Linked DNA regions of Homo sapiens: region 1 is linked to region 2. A link is a loop called in an ENCODE intact Hi-C map of the cell type or tissue named here. Cell type or tissue: CD14-positive monocyte. All regions are shown on one strand. Region 1 has its middle 13 kb from the start of IL3RA. Region 2 has its middle 7.3 kb from the start of SLC25A6.

Region 1 (2,500 bases), 61 kb before region 2:
GTGTTAGCCAGGATGCTCTCGATCTCCTGACCTCGTGATCCGTCCACCTCAGCCTCCCAAAGTGCTGGGATTACAGGCATCAGTCAGCACACCTGGCCCACTTACCATCTTAACTGTGTGTGTTTGTTTTTTTTTTTTTTTTTTTTGAAAGGTAGCTCTCCAGAGAAAGACCCTGTAAGTATCTTTTTCTTTCTCAATGACATCCTGTGATTGGGCCATGAGTCACCTCCAAGTTCAGTGCTCATTTCATGGAACTGTTTAGCTGTGGGGCCCCACTGAACCCTTTGTGGTCACGCGGCAGCTCTCGGAGGAGCCACGGTTCTCCTGAACGCCCCTGGCTCAGCTACTCAACAATCACACAATGGACAGAGCGACGTCCTTCCTCCAAAGCTGCCCACTGAGAGATTTTCAGGTCAAAAATTGTAGTGCGTTGAACAGTGACCCTTAACATTTATGTCCACGTTAACCTCAGAATGGGACATTATTTCAAAATAAGGTCTTTGCAGATGTGATGAAGGAAAGAATCTGAAGATTGGCCGGGCGCGGTGGCTCACGCCTGTAATCCCAGCACTTTGGGAGGCCAAGACAGGCAGATCACGAGGTCAGGAGATCGAGACCATCCTGGCTGACACGGTGAAACCTCATCTCTACTAAAAATACAAAAAATTAGCCGGGCGTGGTGGCGGGCGCCTGTGGTCCCAGCTACTCGGGAGGCTGAGGCAGGAGAATGGCGTGAACCCGGGAGGTGGAGGTTGCAGTGAGCCGAGATCGCGCCACCGCACTCCAGCCTGAGCGACAGAGCGAGATTCCGTCTCAAAAAAAATACAATACAATACATTACAATTATAAAATAAAATAAAATAAAATAAAATATAAAATGGTCTTTGCAGATGTAATGAAGTAAAGAATCTGAAGATGAACCGGGAGCGGTGGCTCACGCCTGTAATTTCAGCACTTTGGGAGGCCGAGGCGGGCGGATCACCTGAGGTCGGGAGTTCAAGACCGGCCTGGCCAACATGGTGAAACCCCGTCTCAGGGTGAGCCACCGCACCTGGCCCCAGTTCCTGTTATTAAACGTCCATAGTTACTAGTCGGGACTGGCAGGGATGGCTGCAGAGAGGAGCATGTCGTCAGTCACTAGAGGGCAGCAATGTCCCCCACCTTCAGGCGACCGGATTCTCACATCTGGGTGGTGGCCACAAGGACCTCCCAGCAGCTCTCAGGTGGTGCTAGTGATGCTTCCATGGACCGCACCTCGAGAAGTGGGAAGAGCTTTAGAAGCTGTCTGGGCTGGGTGTGGTGGCTCACACCTACAATCCCAGCACTTTGGGAGGCTGAGGCAGCAAGATCTCTTGAATCCAGCAGTTTGAGGCTAGCCTGGGCAACATAGTGAGACCCCCATCTCTTAAAAAAAATGCAGGCTGGGCGCAGTGGCTCACGCCTGTAATCCCAGCACTTTGGGAGGCAGAGGCGGGCAGATCATGAGGTCAGGAGATCGAAACCATCCTGGCTAACACGGTGAAACCCCGTCTCTAATAAAAATACAAAAAATTAGCCGGGCGTGGTGGTGGGCGCCTGTAGTCCCAGCTACTCGGGAGGCTGAGGCAGGAGAATGGCGTGAACCCGGGAGGCCGAGGTTGTGGTGAGCCAAGATCACCCCACTGCATTCCAGCCTGGACAATGGTGTGAGACTCCGTCTCAAAAAAAAAAAAATGCAAAAATTTAGCTGGACATGGTAGCATGTTCCTGTTGCCCTAGCTACTGGGGAGGCTGAGGTGGGAGGATCACTTGAGTCTGTGAGGTGGAGGTTGCAGTAAGCTAAGATCACGCCGCTGCACTCCAGCCTGGGTGACAGAGTGTAACTCTGCCTTTAAAAACAAAAACAAAAACAAAACAGAGGCCAGGAGGGGTGATTCACGCCTGTAATCCCAGCACTTTGGGAGGTAGAGGCTGGAGGATCACTTGAGGTCAGGAGTTAGAGGCCAGCCTGGGCCACATAGCAAGATCCTGTCTCTAAGAAAAAGGAAGGAAGGAAGGAAGGAAAAAGAGAAAGGAAAGAAAGAGAAAGAAAGAAGGAAGGAAGGAAAAAGGAAAAGAAAGGAAAGAAAAAGAAAGAAGAGAGAGAGAAAAAAGAAAGAAAAAGAAAGAGAAAGGGCAAGCAAGCAAGCAGGGAGGGAGGGAGGGGAGGGAAGGAGGAGGGAAAGAAGGAAGGGAGGGAGGGAGGGAGGAAGGGAAAGAAAGGAAAGAAAAGAAGGAAGGAAGGAAAGAAAGAAAGAGAAAGAGAGAAAGAAAAGCAAGAAAGGAAAGAAAGAAAAAAGAAAAAGGACATAAGTGCTTTGGCCCCACTGTGGATGGAGAGGTTGCTTTTGCCCAGCAGGGCCGCTTGGGCATGACCAAGAAGCACTCTCGTTGCCACCTAACAAAGGCCTGTCTGAGTCGGGACCACGCAAGATGTGGACGCACGCAGGGAAAGCTGTCAGCAGCTTACACCCATGAAGCC
Region 2 (2,500 bases):
CATCCCAAAGTGCTGGGATTACAGAGGTAAACCACTGAGCCCAACTGGAACTGTGATTTTGATAGTACCCACAAGGCAGGATTCTCTTAAAAACAGCTATGCCACCATGTATTACTGTCTATGAAGTTATCTCCAACACTCAGCTTGCTGAGAGCCTCAGCATTTCAAGATTGTGCAGGACTGGCCAGGCACAGTGACTCATGCCTGTCATCCCAGCACTTTGGGAGGCCGAGGCGGGCGGATCACGAGGTCAGGAGATTGAGACCAGCCTGGCTGACACGGTGAAACCCTTGTCTCTACTAAATACACAAAAAAAATTACCGGGCTGTGGTGGCAGGCGCCTGTAGTCCCAGCTACTCAGGAGGCTGAGGCAGAGAATGGCGTGAACCCGGGAGGTGGAGCTTGCAGTGAGCTGAGATTGCGCCACAGCACTCCAGCCTGGGTGACAGAGTGAGACTCTGTCTCAAAAACAAAAAAACAAAATTAGCCGGGCATGGTGGCGGGCACCTGTAATCCCAGCTACGTGGGAAGCTGAGGCAGAATGGCTTGAACCTCGGAGATGGAAGTAGAGTTGAGCCGTTACCACACCATTGCAGTCCTGCCTGGGTGACAAGAGACTCCATCTCAAAGAAAAAAAAAAATCAAGGAGTAAACTTGTTGGTCTTTGAATTGTAACTTTGGAGAACCTCCCCGCCACTACCGAATTCCCCAAAGTCCAGTGTACCATGTAGGATTTCACTTGATCCGCGGAGGAAACCATGCCCCAATTACTAGGTTAAAATCTATTAAGTGCCGGGCGCGGTGGCTCACACCTGTAATCCCAGCACTTTGGGAGGCTGAGGGTGGATCACCTGAGGTGAGGAGTTCGAGACCAGCCTGACCAACACAGTGAAACCCCGTCTCTACTAAAAATACAAAAATTAGCCGGGCATGGTGGCGGCTGCCTGTAATCCCAGCTACTTGGGAGGCTGAGGCAGGAGAATCGCTTGAACCCAGGAGGCGGAGGTGGCAGTGAGCTGAGATTGCGCCACTGCACTCCAGCGTGGGGGACAGAGCAAGACTCCGTCTCAAAAAAAATAAAAAAATAAAAATAAAAAACTATTAAGTATCAGGAGTGAAAATACATCCAAGAGTGAATGAAGCAGTGACCACAGCTCCAGGCAGGAACTCGGAGCCCAGGTCCCCGTGGGTCGAGGCTGTTTTGTGGAGGGTGTGCAGGACCCACAGGGCTGATGGTGGAAGGTCCTGCTTTGCCACTTGCCTCTGGGCCGAGTCACGTGACCAAGACGAGGGCTCACGGAGCTTTCCTGATCTCTGATATCATCGGGACACAAATGAGGGTTTCTACCTGGCCAAGTGCAGAGATGTAGAGTCTGCCTTTCGGGCCAGGAGCGGTGGCTCATACCTGTCGTCCCACCATGTTCGGAGGCTTAGGTGGGCGGATCATTTGAGTCCAGGAGCTCGAGAGCAGCCAGGTAGGTAAACATGGTGAAACCCCATCTCCACTAAAAATACTAAAATCAGCCGGGTGTGGTGGCGCATGCCTGTAGCCCCAGCTACTTGGGAGGCTGAGGCAGGAGAATTGCTTGAACCTGGGAGGCAGAGGTTGCACCACTGTACTCCAGCCTGGGCGAGAGCGAGACTCCATCTCAAAAAACAGATTCTTTTTACTATGGCTGGGATTTCTGGAGAGCACGGGAGAGCCGGCTCTGGAACCCCAGGGCTGTAGTCTCTGTGGCCCTGCCGTGCGCTGACACCAAGGCCCAAGGTTCGGCCCGGTAGAGATTCAACACGGCTTTTCTTGCCCCGCAATGAATGTTTGAGCAGAAAGAGCTTGAAGGAAGCTGTCGTGCCTCGCGGTGGGTACCCCTTGTGGTGGATTCTCACGGGTGAACCCGCGGACACACAGCTGCCACTCTGGGGACCCCGACCGACTCCACTGTTCATGCTGGAATGGGGGCTGGAGTGGCCCTCGGGAGCTACAGGAGGTGGAGAGGAACGCAGGGTGTCACGCCTGTTTCAGTTTCCCCAAGATTCACGCTGAAAACGCCCCTCTCCCAAGTGATGGCGTTGGGAAGTGGGGGTCTTTGGGAGTCATGAGGCCTCATGGATGGGATCAGTGCCCTTACAGAAAGGACTCCAGAGAGCACCCTGGCCTCATCCATCATCTGAGGACACACAGGGAGAAGGCGCCATCTAGAAGCCAGGAACTGGGTACTCACCAGAGACTGAATCTACCATACCTTGGTTTTCTGGGACCTCCAGCCTCCAGAGCTGAGACATGAGATCATACAAATGCTCTCAGAGAGGGTACAGTAAGTGCAGGTGCCCTGGGGTCCTCCAGCATTTATCAGGGAGCCCGGCTACACTTCTGCCAGCCTTGGTTTCTACCCCCCGCCTCTTCCCAGCTGTGACCCTGCCCTCTGTGCCCCAGGGGTGCTGGGGAGGAGGCAGCACTGCAGACCAGGAACGTGGGCCAGCCACGGGCAGAGCGTGGCCC

Evidence for each region. Hi-C counts contacts between places; a loop is a spot of excess contacts. Peaks named below come from ENCODE experiments on the same cell type or tissue, not always from the same donor. Only the 100,000 strongest peaks of a DNase experiment are listed, where the experiment ranks them.
Region 1: a loop joins it to region 2, with 6 times the contacts of the local background. A loop is called at or near these places in 10 of 110 quality-filtered maps.

What each region holds. Positions count from the first base shown.
Region 1 is chrX:1,322,314-1,324,813 of GRCh38, forward strand. It overlaps a transcript of CSF2RA not described here. Among named protein-coding and RNA genes, the nearest start is that of IL3RA, 13 kb to the right of the region's middle. In CD14-positive monocyte, CTCF peaks have their summits at 1,106 (motif pointing right) and 1,313; DNase peaks (open chromatin) are centred at 258 and 1,108.
Region 2 is chrX:1,383,575-1,386,074 of GRCh38, forward strand. No RefSeq gene overlaps it. Among named protein-coding and RNA genes, the nearest start is that of SLC25A6, 7.3 kb to the right of the region's middle. In CD14-positive monocyte, no CTCF peak of the experiment used is centred here; no DNase peak of the experiment used is centred here; H3K27ac peaks cover 656 bases.